Linked DNA regions of Mus musculus: regions 2 and 3 are each linked to region 1. The links are chromatin loops, found by intact Hi-C in ENCODE. Cell type or tissue: heart. All regions are shown on one strand. Region 1 holds the start of Gm32276 (a long non-coding RNA gene). Region 2 holds the start of Lrrc8c (leucine rich repeat containing 8 family, member C). Region 3 holds the start of Gm42141 (a long non-coding RNA gene).

Region 1 (8,000 bases):
GCCATCTCTCCAGCCCTTGGAGAACATATACCACAGCATATTCTTTTTTTTGGGGGGGGGTGGTTTTTCGAGACAGGGTTTCTCTGTGTAGTCCTGGCTGTCCTGGAACTCACTCTGTAGACCAGGCTGGCCTCTAACTCAGAAATCTGCCTGCCTCTGCCTCCCAACTGCTGGGATTAAAGGCGTGCACCACCATGCCTGGCTACCACAGCATATTCTTAACTAACCACTGCAACTGACTGTAAGGTGGATACAATTCTCCTTCCACAAGCTGGGTCTTGTGATTGCCCCAGCGGTAAAGAACTCTTAGAGACTGTACAGAATTGAGCAGTGTGCAGAGGCACATCTCTAGTGCTTAGGAAGTGGAGGCAGGAGGGTCAAGAGTGCACAGTCATCTTCAGCCACATATGGAGAACAAAAGCTAGTAGAGCCTTCGTGAGATCTTGACCCTGTCTCAAAAAAAAAAAAAAAAGAAAGAAAGAAAGAAAGAAAGAAAGAAAGAAAGGAAGGAAGAAAGAAAGAAATGAAAGAAAAGAAAAGAAAAAAGAAAGAAGAAAAAGAAAAAAAGCTTGGGTGCATTTTGGATGAGGAACTGAAATGAAGGTTAATGCCTGATATCTTGATCACTAACTAAAATAAGACAGATCAGGAGTACAGGGCGTGGCCAGGAGGAAGTGGCTGTGGTATAGAAAAGGCCACAGGAAGAGGAGGCTCTGGTGCCTAGGGAGTGGTTCCGGACTCTGGAGAAGAGGGCATGGTATCTAGAGAGCAGAAAGGTAAGTCCGAAGTCTTTTGACAAAACCGGCTTTCATCATGTCTCCTCCTCACAAAATTCCTCACAGCGCTTTGTCCAGCCTCCTATCCAATAGATGTCCCTTTCTCCAGCAAAGCAGAGACAACGATCAATTTTACTGAACGGAATCTCTGGGTTTCACGGCATTGTTCTGAGCCGTCAGTGTCCTTTCCCTTAAGACACCTTCTGAGTCCCAGGAAGCTTCCACCAGCCCTTTAGAAGCCGATGTGGGCTTGAATCTCCTCGGATTGCAGGGCTGTAAGCAGAACAGAGCTCACAGGCTGGTCTACACTGCCAAAGCTGGTCCACGTGGAGTCTCTCCTGCACCAGAAAGGTGTTTGTGTTGGCTGGACGGGACCGTGTATCCTAGGGTCAGGCTCCGGGGCTGGGCGAAAACAAACAGTCCTTTCTTAAAACTGACCCGGACTGAAGCAACTCCTGTCAAAATCTCAACAGGTTTCTGTGCGGGGTTAGACAGATTTATGTGGAAAGGAAGCAGCCGTAGAAACAGCCAATTTGGAGTGGGGGCAGGGAGAAAACTAGAATCACACTTCTCAATGTTGACATTTATATGTAGCCACAGCATCAAGACAGTGTGCGCGGAGTGGAGAGCAGGCAAGATGACTAGAACAGAGCCCAGAACCTAGAAATATGTAGGGAGTGCACACGTCAGTGATCCTAGCACTCGGGAAGGGAGGTACAGCCAGCCCAAGTTACATAGTGGATGACCCATTGGATACGCTGGGAATGACCACGTATTCTGATGTAGACCCACGAAGTCCCTCTGAGTGTTGACTAAAGAGTGAATGTGAGCCAATGGGTGAAAGGCTGCCTTTCAACAGCTTGGAGCCGCTCACTCTGAGCCTCCCACCTTACACACCAGAGTCAGAATGGATCCTGGACTGAAACAGAATTCTGGGACTGTGAAACTGCTAAAAAGGAACAAGTCGCCAGAAAAAAAAAAAAAAAAAAAAAAAAAAGAATGAGGGTCTAGGAGAAGAATTCTGAAACTCAAGACAAAAAGCACAACCCATAAATGGAAAAATTTATACACTGGGCCTCATCAAAATTAGAAATATTTGCTTTGTGGGGAAAAAAATCCTGTAAAAGGGATCAAAAAGACAAATTACAGAGTGGTAGAAACATTTACAAATGATGTCTGACAGAGGCCTTATGTCTGGAATACACAGAGAACTCTTAAAACTCAACATTTTAGAGAGAGAAAAAAATTTATTTGTTCCCTCGAAATTGTACATTGGAACCCTAAACCCAGAAGCAATGATATGACCAGGATCCGCCCATAGAACATGGAGCGAGAATCACTAAGGACTGGGAGATGGACTCCAGAGAGCTCAGTGAGAATGCATTGTAGAATCCCAGGCAGTGGGCCCTCATCACACACCAAACCTGCTGGCACCCAGTCTTAGAGTTCCCAGCCTCTGGAACACTGAGAACTCTATGTCAGCCATTTGTAAGCCCACTTGTGGAACCCCATCACAGCCAGTAGATTAAGTCAAGAACCCAAGGCCACCCCAGCACCCTACCTTCCTTGATGCTCTAGGGACCACTTGGCTTGGGATCATGAGCAAGGGTGGGATACAAGAACTCCTGTGTCCTGCCCAGGAATTCTAACGTAATGTGCCTGGATGGGACCAGAGCAAACTGCTTGAACTGAGCTTGCTGACCTAGGCCTGTAACCCTAGCACCCAAGAGGCTGAAGCAGGAGGATTACAGAGAGCTCAAGACCAGTCTAGGCAACACAGTGAGTTCAAAACTTTGCAGACTATGTAGGGAGAACTTGGACAAGGGAGGGAAGGAGAGAGAGAGAGAGAGAGAGAGAGAGAGAGAGAGAGAGAGAGAGAGAGAGATCCAGCCTTAGATCACAAGTGTCACGAGATGGCAAAAGAAGGTGGAAACGAAGACCAGGAACCAGCCTGATGTACTATGAACAGTTGTGTCTAAGGAACAGCTGCCATCTTGTATACTAGGTGTACACGCAGTGAAATGCCTCCAACTTAAATGAGTACCTAAGTCCTTGAGAACTGCTCTTACAGAAACATCTCAATTAAAAAGGAAAATGAAAACATATATTCTAAAGAGTTTGCATATTTGTGCTCCAATAAGAGTGTGTGTTCAATGGACGTGCTCATAGCAACTGGTATAAGCCCATGACAAGCCCTGTGCTTTTAGGGTGGGCATAGATTTGGCATCTGGGACATTCATTCTTCAGTTTAACCAATGTCTTTGAGTATATGTGAGTTGAGCCCTCAGAGAAGCAGGACACACACTCCCCCCACCCCACCCCACCCCCGCCCAGCCAACATATATAAATGCACACACAAATCTCCTTCCTGCCGATCCCTAAATCATTCATGTAGCCACTGGAACCACCATCCGACTTCCAGTATGAGCAGCAGACAGAAACAGGGCCAAACTGGATACAGCCGAATAAGAGAGCATGATCTAACCTCTGAGAGATATGGACAACATCCAGACAGAGATAGAAAGAGAAATTGCCCGGGGACAGGTGAAGCAGGCAGCAGGCAGCTCTCTACTGTGGAAGGTCTGTCCACTAAGATCAAGGCTGGGCCAAAAGAGATGCTGGAGGATTGGGTCAGAGAGGGAACAGAGAGATGGCTCCAATGTTAAGAAGTAATACTTGCTGCTACTTCAGGGTTAAGTTCCCAGCATCCACATCAGGCAGCTCACAGTTCTATATCTCCAGTTCCAGAGGATCTGATACCTCCACAGGCACTCCACACACATGCACATATTAACACATATAAATAAAAATAAATCTTTTTAAGGAGACAAAGGTGCTGGAGAACATGAGACAAAGGCCATACCCTACATCTTTAGGGGGAATGACAACTTCATACCTAGACTTTTATGGTGAACTTCTCTGCCCAAGGAAATGGCTGAGAGATGACCCTCTCACCCCACAGCCTGGGTCTTAGAATTTTTGTGTCTGTAGCATGCCCCCCCAAGCACACCACACACATTGCACAAACAGCCCCAGAGATCATTGCTCAATGGGCTGTGGTCTGCTGTCCCGGGCCGTTCAGCCCAGCTCCTCCATGCTAGCAAACCGGAGAAAGAAAGGGTTTCTTATGATCAACGACCAGAGAGGTCGAACAGCCCACCTCGCAGGGAAAGGATTCCAGCGATTTCTAGAACCTCTGCCTCCCTCAAGCCTTGCTTACTGGCCCCTGCTGGTATTTGGAAGGCAGCTACCTTTCCCTTTATCCTGCTGCCCCAGGCCACTGTGGACCCTGCCACATATTCTGTCACCCCTGCATCTGACTCCTGGTTCCCAGCCTCGTTGTCACTCCAGTGAGAGGCACCCCAAATTTCATTGGTTCAGAATCCCAGCTTGGGTTAAGCAAGGGGCCCACGGGCCAGCCTGGCTTAGATTTGGAACGCAGCACGGTTGGGAAACCTTAGCTGAGGTGTGGATTCCAGATGAGGCGGGGAAGCCCTCTAGTGGCCACGAGCGATATGGCAACAGCAAGGAAACAATAACCATCTTTTCTAGGCCTGACTGATCTCTCTCCATCTGTCTGGACTTTTTTGGCACCAAGTCACTCCCAGATCTGCACAGCCCCCTTGTCACCCCATGCTCTGCCTTGCCACACAACGCTGCAATCTCTACCTCCTAGGTTTTCTCCTCCAGCGTTTCTGGATAACGAACCCTACACCTCGGGCCGGATTTGTCTTCCTTCAAAGTCTGATTTTTGGTGGCCTCTAGTTAAGAATGTCCTCCCAATCTCCCAAGTTGTGTAGAGCCATGATCTACAAAAATTGGAGCGCTTGGAGGGTGGCCTACTGAAAGCCACGTCACTGACCCTGGGCAGACTGAGCAGTACAGCTCACACAAGGCTATGCCAGCTGGACCACTGACGCTAAGGTGTAGACGCTCAGGTATTCTAGCACTCGCGCACACAGTGAAAGACAGGAAACTTCCGGTCCACCCAGCTTCCAAGCCCTGTGCAAACCCTCCTAGAACTTCCTTTCCAGTGCTAGAGTTGGGCTGTGTGGGTTAGAATCCCACCCACAATCTAATAGACATGCAACTAGAAAAGGTTTTGAATTCTTAGCTTGCTCCCAACGTTGTCATGGAGACTGAGGACCGCCAGGTGTCTGATTTAGCAGGGCTTGCCAGTTCCCTCTGACTCTGACTGACAGCTGTGGCTTCCAGCACTCTGGCTGGTTTGTTCACAGGTCTGCCCTAGACCTTGCATCTTCTATCTGTGCCTTTTGGCGATTGACACTGAATTGGCCTGAAGTGACCTCTCCCTGCTCTCTGACATCTTTTTCTTATTATTTCCTCTTCTGCTTAGGGACTGACTTAGAAGGGCTGGGGCATCTATGCCAGGCTAACCTTTATAACTTTAAAACCATAAACCTTATAAAGCCATAACCTTAAAAACACATATGTGTTGTTTTCTTGTGCATGCAATCTTTTTAAAAATTAAACTAACATATTTATGTATTACTGGAATAGCTCCTTATATTATTTGGCCTTTTTTTCCTCTGCACAGCTAGACTGTATACTCAAAAGACATCAGAACTGTGTTTATTATCTTTATCTAATAAAATCTATCAAATTGGGGGGGAGGGAGGATTAGAGAGATGGCTGAACAGTTACGAACACTGGTTGCTCTTCCAGAAGTCCCGAGATCAATTCCAAGCACCCACATGGTGACTCATGACTATAATATAGCACTACCTTAATATAATTTATAAATGACTGAGACTTTTCATTATATTAATACATTTCATTATATGAGTTCTCAACCCTTGAAACAGGTCTCCAGGAACCATCTAAGGATCTTTGATTGTCCGATTTTTACATCATCACTGAAAGAAAAGAAAGCCTTGTGGTTATCATAGGAACTGTCTCATATACCACAAAAATCTACCAGCAATATAGGTAATCCATCCTTAAATTATATCACCACATCTGAGAGTCTCCAATTGGAATGGTATCTGGGTGCAAGGTCAAGGGGTGCATTTTTAAGAATGTGATTATGCTACATTGTTCACAAAGTCTTTAAAACTTAAGCTATAAGTTAAATGTAAACGCACTTTCAATATTGTGAAGTTGATCAACTTTTCCCTCTGCAATACACCAAATATCTTTTAAAATTACATGCATACACATGCAGATGCACATACAAGCACATGCGCACACAGATATGCACTGGCAGACACTGTCTCACAAATTGCTGATTGAATTTATAACTTTGTACCATTGCTTAGGAAATCTTTAAGAGTTCATCTTCTGATGCCAAATGTGGCCCACTCCAGTTCTACAAGCAAATCTGACAGAAGAGAGCACCTGTGTCCACCAGCTCACACATACAAGAGTATGAGGTTTTGGCTGGTTTTGCTTTTGAGGCAGGGTCTTGCTCTGCAGCTCAGGATGTCCTTAAATTTGCAATCCTCCTGCCTCAGCCTGGAATTATAGGCATATGCTTCTATACCAAACTTATAACAATGTTAAGAGAGGTTTTATTCGTATCTCCAAAGTGGAAACACCCTAAATACCAATCTATTATAAAACATAATAAATCGGAGTACTTTATCGAAATAACAACTGGAGACTCTCCAGCAATAAAGAATGAATAATTCCTATTACTGATGAATGGATTGAGGGCCTAATAGTCAGTGAGGGAAGTCAGTATGTATGATTTAATTTATTTAAAATTCAAGAAAAGTAAGACTTTAATGACAGAAATCAGAATAGACCTCCCCACCATTCCCTAATGGGAAATAACCTAAATCTCTCTGAACATAATGATTCTGGCAGCCATCTTGCCAGACTGTAAGAGAAGCACAGATAACATATATCTAACACCCAACAGTAGTTCCCAGCACAGCGCATTAGCTGAATAAAGAGTACTTTGTACTATATATAGTCTCGATTTAGGTCAGTCTAAGAGTTGCGAGGCAAAAGGATAGTTTTGCTGATAGTCAACCCTAAAGTTCTAATTGCTTTTGCTTTTGGAAATCTCCCAATAGTTCTTCTTTCTTTCTCCTGTACTAACTTCATATATATTATATGTATTTGTACATATATGTGTAAATGTGAATATATGAATATATATGTATGTATGTGTGTATAGAAGTGTGTGTGTGTGTGTGTGTGTGTGTGTGTGTGTGTGTGTAGCCAGCTCAACTGAAGTCAGTAAAGGTACTCTCCCACTCTCCTGCCCCTTTGTTCACTTTCCAGTTCCTCCTGGTGGCTAAGGCTGTTTGTGTCCCTGGTTTGGGGCCAGTGAGACTTGACAAGGAACACTGATGGGAAACAGTTGGCGGGAGGATTCTTCACTTCTGAGCCGTAGCCCAAATGGAGGTTTCAGGCTCCTGACGTCTCGTGTTCTTCCTCTCAGGTGACTTGCTTTCTACATGCCTTAACTGTGCCCTCTGTTGTATCTACTATGATAAACCAGTAGCAAGGACATTACTGTCGTGAGAAATGGAGAACATAACAGACTAAGGTGATGGAAGGAAAGAGTCTTGTCAACATCTTGGCCTTGCAGTCTCCAGCTTCCACACTGTCAAGAAATGAGTATCTATTGTTTAATCAAAAAAGTGTTTTCTGCTCTTAAGCAAAAGGACAATGCTGTACTTACCTTCCAGCTGTCCCCTTCTCTGCCCTCAGACTGTGACAATCATGTTTTGACCACAAGAACAAGATGTAAGACCCAAGGAGAGAGGGGGAGAGGGAGGATGGCTCATGGACACCAAAATACGGACAGAAGTAATAAATTGTTCTGTTCTACAAAACAATAGAATAGGTGTCCCCACAGTAACTGCTGCCATAGTCCATAAAAGTCACTAGAAGGGAGATGTTTGTTGGCTTCGAACACAAAGCAACAATGACAGAAAGAGGAACAGCTCTGATTTGATTAGTGCCTGTGGTACAGACACATGTATTGAAATGTCACTTGACCTGCTGGTCCAGCTCAGTGAGAGCCCAGTGCTTTTTACTTGAAGTCTGGAAAGCTGGCCGATTTGTATTGTTGACAATGTTGGGGACAAAGAGTAGATGATGAAGAATTAAAGACGTGGTTGCATCAGAATTGTAGTACTTGGAGACTTGTTATTCCCTCTGAGTGTCCTACTTCCCTGCGGGGGTCTCGGTCCACCATGGCCCACAAAGTGATGTGGGAGGCAAGAAGGTAGTAAGATCAACACAACT
Region 2 (8,000 bases), 130 kb before region 1:
ATTAATTATGCTTTCGAAGGACAATGACAGTTTAGGGATTTTTTTGGGGGGTACACTTAATAATAAAACAATGCAACAGCATTGCCATTCCCACACCATCTACAAGAGACACCCCTAACCTCACCGTACTCCTAAAGAATGATCTGGATAAGAGCTGAAGTTCAAAGGTGAAGACTCTAAGGACCACATAGCTAGCCACACAGAAATTGAGTCCAGATGTGTACAGTTCCTTACCCTAGACCTTAGCCTTGTCCAGTCCAGAAATATCCATTCCACTCTATCACAAACAATCTGAGGTTAACTTGTATCTGTGTAAAGTTTAGACATAGAGCTTTAATCTGGAAGCTCAAATAAAATGTCAAATTGCTCCAGGATAGAGGACTTGCTGAAAACGAGGCCATGAGTTCTCTCCCTAGCTCAGAGTGGGAGGCAAAGGCTGGAGAAATGCACATAAGATAAAAAGACAATATAGAATCTCAGGTTAGCTAGCCAGCAGCAGCCTCCTCTCTCGCTGAACTCAAACTGCAGTTTGAAGATGGAGACTTCCAATTTCATGTGTTTGCCAGATTCCCTCGTCCATAACTTGTGAACACTAGAGTCAAGGGAAGAGCCCTCGGGCTTTTCTGAGACCTCTGGCACCCAGCACTCACACCTGATTGCTGATCTGCCCCATGTTTTTATAGGGAGCTTGCTAAGTGTGTAGTTTAGTTAAGGTAACTGGAGTGAAAAGACTAGACTTGGTGTTTGTAAGCTAGCAAAAACAAAGAGATGACCATAGCAGTATGGTGTTGTGGCTTTTAGACTAGTAACTCTCCATAATTAACGTGTATCATCAAACCCCTGTGTACAGTTGCAGAACTGCCCTGCCTGTCCTGTTAGGTCACCCCAGAGGAGATCTGGATACACTCAGACAGCAGCTCTGGAGACGTTTGTGATGGAGGCATGCGAGTCTCATTTCCAAACTTCAACACTGAATCTATTTTGCTTTTCCAGGGAGCAAAGAGTAATAACTTCAACAACTGATCTCGTGCTTTGGGTGCTTACAACATGAAGTGCTTGGTCCCTTTTCTTGCTGCTTTGCACGTTTTATGGAATCCTCCCAGCACCTTGCCGTACTACACCTAGATTACGGGATAGACGTGTACGAAGGAGCAGTCCTTCCTTGAACCTACAGAGGAAGAGCAGAGACATATGCCTGTTGCACCTTCACCAGCAACCTAGGGTTTACTGTGTCCTTGGCAGTGGGCTGGCCTGCCTCAGCGTACAGTCAGGATGCTAAGGACAACAGAGAATGCTGAAGCACCATGGGGAGGTGTTTGGAGAACAAGACACTGCGAGGAAGGCTTTCAACTTTAGGAGTTGCTCTTCTGAGATTTGTGCTTGGCTTTTTGTTTTTTTGTTTGTTTTGTTTTGTTTTGTTTTGTTTTGTTTTGTTTTGTTTTCTGGTGATCCAAACTTAAGGCCTTGAGACACTGGCCCTGAGCTACATCCCCACCCAAGTCCCTGAGGTAGAACATTTGAATTTAGAGCTACCTCATGGAGTATTTTTATATCTACCTGCTGCCTTACAAGGTACTTGGATCTCTCCCACCCCTCTCCCTTCCTTAAAGCAGACTACTAAAACTGGTCTCTGTCTTTCCCCCAGAGACACAAACCTCTTCTGCTTCCTCAGCAGAACACCCCACCCTAGGTTGTTAGCTTGTACCAATTCCCCTAAGGCCCCAAGGGGTTTAAGGTTGTCTTCCAGAGCCCACAACTACATTGGGATTAGAGGCAGTATATAATATTTTATTCTGTGAGCAGGAAGAACAGTTAGGTTGGGGGGGGGGGGTGCCGGGCAAGGAGGAATAGGCTCCTCCCCCACGGCCCCCATACCCTGCTTTTTATCATGGCTTGGAAAATGATTGTCTTCTATAAACTCACCATGCAGGAGCACACAAACTAGTTAATGGCTGCTGGCTGCCCGTTTTTGTCCTCTTCTGTCTCTCCCAGACTGCCAGGGCAGAGTAATTCTTTATCTGCGTCAAGTGCTCTGAGGACAGCCAGCTGGTTACTGACAAACTCTCTCTCTCTCTCTCTCTCTCTCTCTCTCTCTCTCTCTCTCTCTCTCTCTCTCGACTGCTACAGTGATCTTATCTGCACTTTTTCCCCCAATAGGCAATTTTTCTTTTTAGGGAGATGCCAGCTTTCAAGATGCTAGTTTGTGCTTTTAAACTATAATTGGGCAGAGAGATAGGCAGACAAACCCAAGGCTCAGATCAATGGCTGGGAGAGAATCCCTCCCCTACATCGTCTAAACAACAGGTGGTTCGGGGCACATTGTTAACTCTTTTGCACACACACACACACACACACACACACACACACACACACGATCCCCACCTCTGCCCACACAAAATCGTAGGCGGAGCTTTCATATGGAACGGCACCTGCTGCTCAAAGCCCAGAAGCCCATCTTGCAGGGTCCAGTAACGAGGGACTCCTGCCAGCTGGTCAATGGGATTGAGGTTGCCCAGGGTCTTAAGGCTTTGTAAACTACGGGCATCGGATTTTTTTCGTTCTTCCCTGTTCCCCTCATATATACCACCGCCCCCTCTCCACCCGCTTCCTGGACCTTTCATTCTCTGGGGAGGGGTTATCTCCAACCTGACCCTCTGGGAGTTCCCAGGAGGGCTATTTTTAGCAGCAGCCGCTCTGCTTCAACTTAGCCCAGGGAGGAGCTGCGGTGTAAGAGCGGATGGCGGGCTCACAGAAACCACCCGCTTTTTGGCATTGTTAGGGTTGCACACAGGAGGCAGAGGACCGATCTTCCCTGCTGTGCCAACCAGGTAGGCAGCTCTGAGCAGCGGAATCATCCAGCCGCGGAGAGGCTTGATTTCCCGGTGGGGAACCCGGGGCCCGCCCAGCGCGGGCCCGCCTGCCCTGGACGCCTGGTGGTCTCGGCAGAGGAGGAAGTTCCCGGGCATCGCTGCCTGCGTCACAGCGGGGCTGGCACCGCGGCGGCGGCTCGGCAGCCGACGGCGACCCCGGGGCTGGGCGCTGGGCGGCGCTGGCTGCCGCGGGCCAGGCGGCGCGCGGGGCGGCGCTGGAGGCGGCTCCGCTTGCAGGCGGGGAGGCACCGGGGAGGAGGAACAGGGCTGCGGAGCTGGGGCGTTAGCTGCGTCCCGGCTCAGAGCCCGCGAAGAAGACGAGGACCGAGGCGCCGCCGCGGCCGTGGCCGCAGCACTCTGAGCGCGACAAGCCATGAGCAGCGACGCCGCGGTCGCTTGCCGCCGCTGAGCCCAACCCGGACACAGCTCGCCGCGCCCTGGCATCCTTTTCTGCGGATACCCTCGCCCCCAGAGGTAAGTGCCGGGGACCCGCGGAGGGATGGAGAGGGACGGCCAGCACCCTGCCACTAGCCTCGGTTCTCTGGGCGCGCCCCAGCCTGGACCCGTCCACCCTCCCTCGTTCGTGACCCTGCTTCCCCAGGGCTCTGGGACAGGCACATTGTGGTCGCCTACTCAGCGTGCGGTTCGGGGATCCCGCTAACCCCAACCCCACCCAACCCACGCGGGCCCTGGCGTCCGCGCCAGGGACCCCCAGCCGGGAGCCCAGTACAGCCTGGCCGCTAGGTTCTGGGGACTGGGGGAGGGGCGTACTAGGAGAAAACGCGGTTGCTGCAGGGATGGCCATTCTCCTTCCCTACCTTCAAAACCCCCGGAGATGCTGGGGCCTGTTTTTTCTGCTCTTCTCCCCAACCCCCTCTCCTCCCTGGAAGATGCCTGAAGTTACACTTTTTGAGGAAGGAGGGGGAAATCGAAGGTCTACACAGAGATCCAGTGAGCACTAGTCCGCTCACCTGCAAGTCCAGAGGGGCCGGAGGGGGCTGCTCTGCATCCTAAGACCCTGGAGGCCAGGTGTCTAGGCCAGCAACTGCGGCCAGGATTTCTGCCTTCATCCCAAACTGACCCTAGCAGGCTAGCAGGCTCTCTCTCTCTCTCTCTCTCTCTCTCTCTCTCTCTCTCTCTCTCTCTCTCTTCTCCAGCGTAGAGGTGTTTGGGATGGAGTTAGCCCCTTGGGAGCCTCAGGGTGTGCTCTATAGACGCCAAAGCCTTTCTTTTTTTCCAGCAGCTAATGTTTCCCTCCCCCAACACTTGGCTGTGTACATCAGATTTCAGTTATTTTAAAATCCTTCAAGTTACCTTTCTTTGCAACGGCTCAGCCCACATCTAGTCCCCATGCTTAATGCGGATGTTTTATTAGAGGTTGAGGGCAGAGCTTTACTGAGTTTCCAACTCCTTAAGTATTTTTAAACTCGCAACAAATTAGTTAGGAAACATTTTTGGGCTCCCATCCTCCTTAAAGTGAAAAATAAGACTAATTGATCTTTGTGGGAGTGTCCAGGTTTGGCTCATAGAGCCTTATTACCCTTTAGAGGTGCTGTTTCACATCTACAGACTGCAGTAGCATATGAAGTGTGGCCTTAGCTAACGGTCACATTTCTGCCGAGTATGCAGTGCTTTGCTGAAGCTTGGACAAGGATGTAGAGTGGACTGACATTAAGATGCCACTTGGGCGACAGGGGAATACGAGTAATTTTAAACCACTTGGTTCACGCAGTTCTGCAACACTCCCAGCACCAAAGCTCTATACACGCTTCTCTTCATTTCCTGATAATTTGTAGAAAGCCACCAACCCTCGTTGTAATCTGAACTTGATAGACTTTTACTCAGATTTTGCACTCCCAATAGATATGTGGACCAAGCTATCAGATTAGATCTACACATCTCTAGTCTATAATACTTGAATTTCTTATGACTTAGACCAACTGAGAGATGGGGAGGGCAGTTTTTGCAAGTACAAACATTTCCCTCTTTTATATTCTAGACTGCTAGCAGCTAGGGGCCACCACCTCATTATGTGTAAAAGGTGGTAAGCATAATTAACCATTTCTCATAAGCAAAATGGCCTGAACTAGTGCTAGCAACACTCATCTATTGTTTCTCAGATTTTCAGGCACTTTGATGAAATATTGTGAGTTTTTGTTTTTGTTTTACTGGTCTTGTGTAACCCAGGCTGGCCTCAGACCTTGAACCTCTGATCTTCACAGTGCTGGGATTACTGGAGCACCACCACCCAGTTTATTCTGTGCTGGGGATTGAACCTGAGGCTTTGTTCATGCTAGACAGCCTATCAATTGAGTAACATCCTCAAGGAGTGTTTTTTATTTTAAAGAGGAAACTTTTTTAGCAAAGAAAAAGTTGTAAGAATTCTAACAGAAATGAACAACTTGAACTCTTATGTAAAGTTTATTTTTTAAAGAACAATTCAGAGTCAGAAATATTTTAATTTCCAAATACCCAGTTTTTATCAAATTATTATGTTTAATTGATCGATTGATTGATTGATTGATTGATTGATTGATTGAGACAGGGAACTGGCTGTCTTGGAACTTGCTCTGTAAGACCAGGCTAGCCTCAAACTCAGAGGTCTGTCTGCTTCTGCCTCCAAAGTGCTGAGATTAAAGGAGTGCACCACCACTGATTGCCAGTGACTTTTAAATCTTCTGTAGTACTTTAATCCATAGTCATTGGCACCATGGTAATAAAGCCCAAGTTTAAAGAGAAATGAAATAAAAGTTATACTTATTTAGCAAGACTTGTCTTAATGATTTGAAAACATTTCTGTTACGTTAACTGTCTGGCCTGGTGTCTCTCCCATCCTAAGAGGGATGGTTCCATACCCATTTTATAGAATGGGGCTCAGAGTTTATGACTTGGCAATGCCATGCAGATGGAATATCCTGAGTGGATGCAGTCGGGCACCATACTGCTTGCCCTTGTTTGTTTAGGCACAGTCTTGCTTTGCCACCCAGTCTTAACCTCACAGTCCTGACAATCTTCCTGCCTCAGCCTCTTGAGTGATAGAAGTACACATGTGAGTTCACCACATCTGGTTCTCTTTAGTTCTCAATGTTACCCCTTGTCCCATTATCCAAAGGCTCCCCCCACCACCTAAAACTAACCATAACACCTGCACAAGAAAACAGAAATTAAGAGCATAAAGTAACCTCTCCAGAGTTTGCCACGCCCTGGTTGATCTGCAACAGAGTTTGAATTTTGAGTAAGGACAGTCTGTTTCCAAAGCTGGTGTTCTTTTGACTGATTGCAACTAAATGAATAATTTGAAACGACCCAGAGGACCACTGTGTCCTCTCCCATCAGCTGCTCTTGGCAACTGTATCTCATGGACTATACATTCCCAGGATTTTCTCCCTCATCCCAGAAATGTTGGCTGTGTCTCTCATCTTGGTTCATCTGTGAACATATATTACACTAATGAGGTTGACGTTACTATGCAGGTGTCGTGGAGGTGTCTTTGACTCCATTTCTTTTCAATATAAATGGTAACCAGGCATGGTGAGACACACCTGAAATACCAGCACTCAGCAGGCAGAGGCAGGAGGATTGTTACCAGTGTAAGGTGAGCTTTGTCTGGGCATTGTGTGTTCCAAGGTGGTCTGGGCTACACAGTGAAGGCCTTTCACAAAAATAAACAAGTAAATAAGATATAAAAATATATCATAGAAGAATATATGGATTGGAGAGATGGTTCAGCGGCTAAGAACACTGACTACTCTTCCAGAGATCCTGAGTTTAAATCTCAGCAACCATATGGTGGTTCACAACAATCTGTAATGAGATCTGATGTCCACTTCTGGTGTGTCTGAAGACAGCTACAGTATACTTATAGTAAATAAATAAATAAATAAATAAATATTTTTAAGTATATATATACATTGTTTTAAATTGGCACAGCATACAGAGTGTAGCTTCAGGTTAGAGTAGTTGCTCTCAAGTTCTGGCTGCACTGAAAGATAGGTATTCAAAGGATGCCACATGATTGAGCCACATTGAGTCTGGTTTCCTTGTGTAACGGAGTTTTAGAGCCTAGCTCACTGCATGAATTAGATGAAGCTAGGCATGTAGAGACAGCTCCCTACTCCTCGCGGATGAGCAGTAAGGATTCCATTATCATAGCCTGTCTGGAGCTGCCTGAGATCTCTGCCTTCAGCTCTGGTGTCTTTTACTGGAGGGGCTGAGGACAGTGTTGCCATAGGCTCCGTCCTCCCCCATCTACCCTTGGGTTAAATTTTTTTTTTTTTTTTAGCATGTTTAACCTTTGAATCACATCCTTTCCTGAAGTCTTGAGTTAGAAACAAGCACTCACCTTTTTTAGTGTGTTTCTTTGTTCTGCACCACACATTTTAAAGAACTTACTGGAGCTGTTTCAGTGGCTTGGAATGTGTGTGCTTTGGCAGACAGACTTTCCTGTGTCTGCCACTCCAGGTCTCTCAGCCTTGCTTATCTCTCAAGGCCTGTGACAATGCCGGTATCTCCCCAGCACACACCCCACCCTCAACCGTAGGCAGAGCTAGGAGCTAAATGCCCCCTCCTCACTGGCCCCAAACCTCCCTCAAACCCTTCTGTCAGTCCAAATGTACTTCAGACAAGCACATTAATGCTTTATTTTTTTTTTTCATGTTTAGTGTTTTCATGTTCATAATATGTTTCCGGGTAATATACGATGGAAGGCAGTAAGTCGTTTGAGGTGGTAGACGTTTTTTCTATTTTGTTTTTCTTTGCTTAGTTAGGACAGCACCTTGATGGTTCTTATGCCCTAAATGAAAGGCAAGTCATGTATTTATAAGCGGTTGGTCCTACCGCAGCTAAGAAAAACACCACAGTACTCGCTTACCATATAGTTAATGTCACCTTTGTCTTAAGAGTTATCTCAAGCCCCTCACTTGTTTGTGTGTGTGTGTGTGTATGTGCATATGTGTATGTGTGTGTGTATGTATCTGTGTGAATGTGTGTATGTGCATGTGTCTGTATGTATGTGTGTGTATATGTGTGTGTATGTGTGTGTGGCATATATCTGTATATATGTGTGTGTGTGTTTATGTGTATGTGTGTGCATGTATGTGCATGTGTCTGTATTTGTGTGTATGTATATGT
Region 3 (8,000 bases), 160 kb before region 1:
AACAATTATGAATGCCTTCTGCATGTTCGTTATTTCTAACAGACATGGTGCAATTTTTTAAATACAGAAAGGTGTAGGGTTAGAATGGATGTGTCTGCACTCATCTCTGTTGTCTGTCTGTCTTTATATTCACACTGTACAGTAAGACTTAAAGTTCTAAGTTTCATGCTAAGTAAAAGGATGACCCGATCTTGGGCGGAGATACTTAGTTTTGTTAGCTCCCAGTGGAGGCCGGCATTTGCCCTTTTACCTTTTACCATATACTTGGAAATGTGTATCTGGAATTAACTACTAGAAAATGTATGATTATGTTCCATGTTTTTGGCCCCTGGATTCAAATCCCTACATTTGGTAGATTTGGGTAAATTTTGCTGTTTTTAAAGCATCTTTTATGTAAAAAGATTACATTTTTATAATAAATGGCAAATAAGATGAATCACTAGAATCTGATTGGCCTTGTTTTTGCCTTGTTCTTTCTGCTCAGCTTCCAACACCAACTGCCATCTCTCGATTCTCACACAGCTGTACTGTCATTTAATAACATGGTGTATTCTCATGCCTGCACATAACTCTGAATCGCTCGCTGGGTTTTGTGAATATGCAGCCATGCCACAGAGCAGTGTGTCCTGGACTGAGAGTGGCCTGCATTGGCATATGCAAGGGTTTGGTGAAGGAGAATTCTGTGCCAAATCTCTGATGGCTATTCAATCCATACTGCCCCCACATTTCCTCCGAGAGTCTCAGGTTTAGATGCTCAAAAGCCAGCTCTGCCCACCCCCCCCTTCTTGGCACCTGTCCATGTGCTGTTAATAGCAGCGCCTGAGCAGTGTACCAGGTAAATGAGATCCAAGGAACTCCAAAGCAGACACCTCTCAACAGGCTTATCGATGGGAGAGAAAACAGAATTACCATGCAAAATGCACATGTGATAATTTGATGTTTGGAACTTCCTAATCAGGTAAAGCACTCGCCATGAACACATGAGGACCCAAGCGTGGGTTCCCAAACATCCATATGAAGTTGGACGTGTTGATCCGCATCTGTAATCCCATGTTCCTACAGCTAGATGAAAGGTGGAGGCAGGAGAATGCCCAGAAGCTCAAGGGCCACCAACACCAGAGGTCCTCTACCCTTCACACACAAGCTGTTGTGTGAGCGCCTTCAGTCACACACGTGAACACAAAAACACAAGCACAACCCTTTGCTCACTCTGTTACACAAGAGCATCCACACATACCAGAGCCCCAGTGGGCACCGGGGCTCACTCTGTGGGAATGAATCTTGGGAATCTTGAAACAGAGTACAAAGGAAACTGGTCTGGATTGTAGACTGCCTCTGGCCTGTAGGCTCCTCTAGGTCTGTAGGAATGGAAAACAGTTTAGAACAGCAGTCACAGTTGCCACAGGCTTCCCCAGCCTTCTGGGAAGTGCGTAGGTGAATCAAGGCCAGCAGCCCACGAAAGCCTGCAGCAGCCCACGAAAGCCTGCAGCGGCCCACGAAAGCCTACAGCGGCCCACGAAAGCCTGCAGCAGCCCACGAAAGCCTGCAGCGGCCCACGAAAGCCTGTAGTTCCTGGGCTTTCTTCAGGGCAGGGTTTGCCTTTTTGGTCTAACCTCACCTCACGAATGTGGTGAGGGGCTTGATGGAGGAAGGGAGGCAGTGTGGGCTGCTCTGGGGCTGCAGCACTTGTTCAGTTTTTGCTTTCTTCCCTCGAATCTGTTCCCACTTGGTGGCCCCTAGTCCCTGGTCCTCCCAAGTAGCCGCAAGCCAAAAAAGGATCAGAAGAATAGCCATTTTCAGTGTGAACTATTTAAGAATTTAGTCCCCCTCGACCCTGTGCTGTCTCCTCAACCCTTGCCTAACAAGCTTTTCTGTCTTCTGACACACAACCCTGCACTGTGCCGAGACTCTCAGTTAATGCTTCAGTCATGCAGCCTTGTGGCGGTGCCCATCAGAGGGGTCCACACACACCATTTCATTTTTTACTCTCTACCTCCCTCTGCTGCTGAGATGAGAGCATGTTGGAAGCTCTCTGCATAGTCAGTGTAGCTCCAGGTTCTTCACTGGGGGGGAACATGTTATTCATATTACCTGACCTAACAGAGAAAACAGACTCCCCACTTCCCTTGAACCCCAAATCTCCCAGGCCTCCCCACTCCCTCACTACACTTTACTGACAAACTTCTCGCCAGCACTCCATTGCCCCACATTCTAAACCCTCCTGGTAATTTCTCGTCCGGAAGTTGTCAGTTAAAGGGGCATCTGTGAGCACAGGGGAAATGTTTCCCTATGATTTGACAATATGTACAATTCTCTCAGCCAAGCTTCTCACCCCCGGAATAAGGGCCCCAACACCACACATGTAAAATAGCCTACAAGGTTATAAAACAGCCTGAACCAAAGAAAGACTGCTTTGGGAGTCCACTCTCTTGTGCCTGGTGTGGACCTTAAACCAATTTAGTTTCCCTTGCCCTGGCCTCAGACTCAATCACTCCATCTCATGTGAGATGCATAAAGAATGTGCCACACGGTGCTTCCTGGCACTGGGACAAGACTAGGTGTGAGCCCCCGGTCGTGAAGAATTGGATGCCCAGTTAAAAGAAGAGGAAAAGAGACATGGTTTGAATAGCCAGCATAGATTTGGTAAAGAGGTGGGGAAACTGGTTTACTCCGAATAAAATTCACAGGCTTTGATGTCCACTGCCCTCTCAAATATGATTCTGCAGTAGGAACCAAGAAGCCAGTGGGGATTTGGAGGTCTAGGGGGAAAGAAATCTCCCAGCTGAGCTTTGTGTCCTCCACTCCCAACTGTTGAGACAACCTCTTGCCCGTGGGGACACCTCTCCTCCAAGCACTTCACCTTCTTGTCCCAGCCACCTCCCTTCCCAGATCCCATTCCTTCCAATAACATCTCTCTTCCCCTGGACACCCACCACTGATCAGCCTCACCCAGCCCGTGTTCCAAGCTTACATATCTTGACCCATGCCTGAATCCCATCTACAAGAACATTAAGTAGACACTGGTCCAAAGAGGACACATTGCTTTATCTTAGCAAGATTAATATTTTCACCAGCCTCTCTTCCTGGAAGGTAGTTTCCTGCCACACTTTAAAATCTGAAAGAATAGAGTTTACTCAGTATTTGGAATGGGATCCGAGCCAATTTCCTTTTTTTTTAATCTGTTAACCTACAGAACTGCAGTTGAAAGCTGGAGTTAACTGGCCCCATATCCCCAATTATTCTAATGACATTCAGCCCTTTTGCAGATTAGCAACCCTAGGCAACTGTCCAAAAGTGCTAACGTCTAGTTCGGCTTGGCCTGGCACACGGTGCCTCGTTCTTGGCCACAAAGGCTTCCTTCTCAACAGGAGTTAGCAGGCCACTAATTAAAAGGCGATTTCGCTCTTGAAAAGCCTCGCAGGTGTTTAAGAGCAAAATAGAAAGGCTTCTCTCCCAGAGTTACTCAACTGCACCACCAGGGGGTATCAGATGCCACCTGTGTGAAAGGAGGTGTTTGTTTGCCCATCTTAGGTATGGCCATAGTGCATAGAGGCCTCAGAGCCTGTGAAAGCCAGAAGTTGCCAATCAAAGTAGTCTTTTCACAGTGGGCTGAGCCTTTTGTGGGCAGCTGCTCTGTGCAAGGGGAAAGCTCCATGTTTCTTCCAATTCTATACTCTAGTTTCTGTCTTCTGAGACGGTGAGTTACCCTTTAATCTAGCTCTGCAGATATAGAACTCGCCACCAAGAAAGCACCATAGAGAGATTCCCAAGAGAAGGTCAGAGGTTTGAGCGAGATCACAATCCTCCTGCCGATGGAAGAAGCAGTGTTGCACACACAGACACACAGACACACAGACACACGCACACGCTGAGTACAACTGACAAGCATGCACTTAGCCAAAGCCTTGTGTCTGGAAGAGCCCAGATCAGCAGCCACATTTCCTGCCTCACCAGGCCCAGCGTGTTCCCCAACAAGCTGCACCCCTTTCAGTTACAAACACACCTTCCTGTGCCTGGGGCATTGCTGACTTAGGACCTGTCCCCACTTCACTCATAAGCAACCCAGCTCTCAAAGGCATCTGCAGTGGCTACCATCACTGAGAATATCCAGGGCATCTCCCAGGAGCATCATGAACGCCGCTGATGCTTAAAGTGTAAGTAGGCAGGAATTCCATTTAACAGGTGAAAAATTCATCCCAGCAAAGTGAGTGCCATATTGGACTGTATGTTAGATTATACAGAAAGTCAATAGCACAGCTGGGTTTTAAGCTAGAGACCAAATTTTCCACCAAATCAATACCTTTTATATACTCTAACACTGCCAAGGTCACACCTCTAAGAAGTTTTGGGGGTTTGAGCACTGTAATGCCCTTTCTAATATGAAGGTTATACATGAATGTTCTGGAAAATACTTGGTATGCAAGTACATGCCAGTATACACACAAATTTTAAACACATTTTGGTATAAGTATGTCATCCAAATGACTGTTTTAAAACTGCATATGCTGAAGCATACATAGCTTTTATTTTGGAGGCTTAACCTAAAGCTTTGCATATTCCTGCTCTCAGAGGAATGGTGAGTTCCACTGGGCTGTGTAGCCTAGGGCCCCTGTCTATTGAAGAGTTGTTAACACTGTGGTCTTGCTTCCAGTTGCTAAGGAAGCTCCCAGTTTCTGTTTTATTGGGGACGAAGTTGCAGATTTAGTCCCTGCAAACTGACTTATTGTAGGAAAATGCTGGCTGGCAGGCATCTCAGACTTGCAAAATGAATTCCTCACACAGTTCTGCTACACCACCCTCTGCTGTCGACTTAGCTCCTTGGAGCCTGAGGAGGAGGAGAAGAAGGGATGAGTTTCGCTGAGCGTATTGAATTCATTCTGTGTTCCAGATTAGAAGCTGTGGCCCTAGCTTTGCCTCTGGCTGACTACACTGTTAAGCACAGAGAAAGGGGGACCCAAGCTCTCACACCCTCGGCCCCACAGCCCTGCAGCCTCCAGTGGCCTTCCTTGATCTCTTGGTTTTCCCTGTGTTCTTCAAATTGCTTGAGGCATGTAGCATGTGAGGCCACCACATATCAAGTATCTCAGACGTCTCCAAGGTTTGCTCACACCCAGGGACCGCAGTCCTCAGTCACACAAACTCTTTTCTTGCTGGAAGATAAAGAAAGCGGCCCTTGCCAGGACAGGGAAGGTGGGTTGGTGAGCAAGGGGAGGCGGGGGTGCCAGGACAGGGAAGGGGGAGTGGGTGGGTTGATGAGCAAGGGGAGGGGTGATGGGATACGGGGGTTTCGGAGGGGAAACCAGGAAAGGGGATAACATTTGAAATGTAAATAAATAAAATACCTGAATGAAAGAAAGAGAGAGGAAGAAGAAGAGAGAGAGAAAGAATGAACGAAAGAAAGAGGAAGGAAGAGAGAGAGAGAGAGAGAGAGAGAGAGAGAGAGAGAGAAAGTCAGCCCTTTTCCTTCCGTTCCCTCATCTTAAAGGAGGATTTAACAGAGAGGATTTTAGGTTCTTGCAAAGCCGGAAATGAGCTGAACGGCCTGGGTATTGTATCACATAATCAGAATGGGCCAACGACTGGATGGGCCTTGAGAAAAGTGACATGCTTCTTTGAGTGAGAGGAGATTGGAGGGAGACGGATCTGACTGTGACCTAGTGAGCCTGTGGAGCTGCTGTTGCCTAAACTACCCGCTGGGGGAGTGGGCGTGTCGATGATCAAGCGAAGGCTACGCCTGAGTGACTTTCTTTAGCGCTTGCATGTCACTCATTTCTTCCTCCCCGCCCCGCCCCCCCCCCCTTTGACATGATTCACTTTCCTGACACGACCACAACTTTTCACTGAAGAACTCGAAACCTCGGAAGTGAGGGAGTGGAGAATCACCTTAAAAGACTGCTCAGCAGGACATCCCCATCGGAAAGCCAGGCACGCAATAAAGACAGACTATTTAAAACAGACTGGAGCAGAGCTGACAGGCGGCGTGATACTGAAGAGACAGTTTTCAGGAAGTGCTTGGCTTGTGCAGGTGAACAGAACTGCTCTGCCCTCTCTGTCTTTAATATGGAAGGTGAAAAATGGCTGTCATCCAGCCCAGAGTCCGCCCAGGGGCAGATCCTTGGAGCTCAAAGTTCCTGGGGTTTTATTTTCGAGCTCTGGGCATAAGTATCAAATTGGCCCTGTGGCAAGGCAACTGTAGTCTGGGTGTGCCACAGAGGGTTAGCTTCTACCTAGACAAAGGGCATACCCTCCCCTGTCTGGTTCTTAGAGGGAGCTCTACACCACCAGGCTTTCTGCTATGCAGAGGACTTCCTGCAGTGCCTGTCCTCTGTCCTCTAGACTTCACTAGACCTAGAAAAAGGTAAGCCCTCTGTCTTCAATAGAGCTGTGTTCTAGTAATGGTTAAAAATCACTGTAAACTTAAGAAGATCTAGAATAACCTGGGAGATGGACCTCTGGGCATGCCCATGGGGAATACCCTTGATTAGGCTAATTGATGTGGGGAGATTCAATTCTGGGGGTGGGGGTACTAATCCATGGGCTGAAATCCATGACTCTGAAAGAAGAAAATGAGCTGAACATGAGTATTCATGGCTTTCTTCCTCATGACTGTGGACCACTGCTTCAAGTGCCTGCTGCCATGATGACCTGTTGCCATGACGACCTGTTGCCTTGATGACCAGCCCCTGAAACTGTGAGTCAAAATGAGCCCTTGCTTCCTTGAAGGATCCTTTAAGCAACCCAGAAAGAAACAGGAAGCCTGGGAGGCACTTGACTCTGCGGTGACGTGGAGTTAGAGTCCTTTCCCAACAATTATTCTTGAAACTTTCTATCTCAGCCTCTTTTGGAGATGTAAACGCTCTCCTACAAGTATTGAGTGCCTACTGCTGCCACTCAAGTGCTTCTGTAGGTAGTGAGGCCTCGGTGAGGGACAATGGGGGCAGCTGGGCTCCTGTCCTCATGAAAATGCACCACCCAGCTCTGAGGGAACGTGGCTAAGAAGTAAAAAAGAATCTGGTGTCTGAACAGATGTCTGTAAATCCTGGCATTGCAACACTATGATGCTCCGTAGCCTAACAGTGGACTTCCTAACGTGGGAATAGGCTGAACTGTGAAGACAGCTCAAAGGGTAAGGCACTTGCTACCCGAGGGGGCACACAAGCCTGGTGACCTGAGTTTGGCCCCTGAAACTCATGTAAAGCTGAAAGGAGAACCAGCGTCACAAAGTTTTCCTGTAACCTCTGCATGCAAGCTGTAGCAAGCATGCCCATGCGCATACATCGTACACATACATGAACATTTACACATAGTAACAGTGAATCTGTGCATGTTCCCTAAGGAGCCTTCTCATAAGTTGCCATTCTGACCCCTAAAGCTGAGAGATGTTCTTCCAGGCATGATCGTGTTTCCATAGTGAGAGTGAGTGTTTCAAATATGCCCACACAATCCAGTGGAATTTTTCTGGGCTCACTGCAAGTTTCTATTTATCTGAATAGTCTCTCCTTGCCTGAGACGGCCAAGTTCCCACTTGCACTCCATGATCCATGCAGTTCTCAATGTTGCCGAAGCTCCCAGCCTGGCCCAACTTGACTTCTCGCCCTGCCTTACCCGCATAGCTGTCAATCAGACAGTTTCAGCAGGGCAGGAGACATCTGAAAGAGTCCAGGTCCAAACTGAACTTTGAAGTGCAGAGTTCCCAGCCATGCATCCAATAACATCCTACTCTCTTGGGTTTAAACATCATCCACTCTGCGATAACTCCTTTGATTTGGCTCTTGTTTGAAATGATCTGCCCGATGCCATTTCTCTGCAACCTTCAGAACGAGATACAATCTTTCCTGAGTCAGCCAAACGGAGTGGACCTTTTCAAGCCTAAAGAAACATCTGTCCTCCGTCTGCAGGACCTGAAAAACAGGACTTTAACTTGAGTGCTGTGAAGGACACTAATTCTTGTAAAGGACAAGAAATCCTTTTTGGGGTGTGGGAGGGAGGGGAATAAAATC

The links. Peaks named below come from ENCODE experiments on the same cell type or tissue, not always from the same donor. Only the 100,000 strongest peaks of a DNase experiment are listed, where the experiment ranks them.
Region 2: it touches region 1 in a loop (4-fold over the local background); 25 of 42 quality-filtered maps call a loop at or near these places.
Region 3: it touches region 1 in a loop (8-fold over the local background); 26 of 42 quality-filtered maps call a loop at or near these places.

What each region holds. Positions count from the first base shown.
Region 1 is chr5:105,650,614-105,658,613 of GRCm38, forward strand. It overlaps Gm32276 (a long non-coding RNA gene), which reads left to right and starts at 693. Exons shown (of 5, transcript XR_389458.3): 1 at 693-776; 2 at 5,603-5,726; 3 at 6,056-6,162; 4 at 7,029-7,188. In heart, a CTCF peak has its summit at 4,270 (motif pointing left); DNase peaks (open chromatin) are centred at 1,128 and 4,308; H3K27ac peaks cover 823 bases.
Region 2 is chr5:105,516,287-105,524,286 of GRCm38, forward strand. Lrrc8c (leucine rich repeat containing 8 family, member C) reads left to right here and starts at 3,185. Exons shown (of 4, transcript NM_133897.2): 1 at 3,185-3,344. In heart, a CTCF peak has its summit at 3,074; DNase peaks (open chromatin) are centred at 1,905, 3,035, 3,505 and 7,315; H3K4me3 peaks cover 4,511 bases; H3K27ac peaks cover 6,230 bases.
Region 3 is chr5:105,489,630-105,497,629 of GRCm38, forward strand. It overlaps Lrrc8b (leucine rich repeat containing 8 family, member B), which reads left to right. Exons shown (of 5, transcript NM_001033550.3): 5 at 1-450. It overlaps Gm42141 (a long non-coding RNA gene), which reads left to right and starts at 5,793. Exons shown (of 2, transcript XR_880506.1): 1 at 5,793-6,025; 2 at 6,627-7,300. In heart, CTCF peaks have their summits at 1,993 (motif pointing left), 3,475 (motif pointing right), 5,672 and 5,883; a DNase peak (open chromatin) is centred at 5,692; H3K4me3 peaks cover 1,176 bases; H3K27ac peaks cover 361 bases.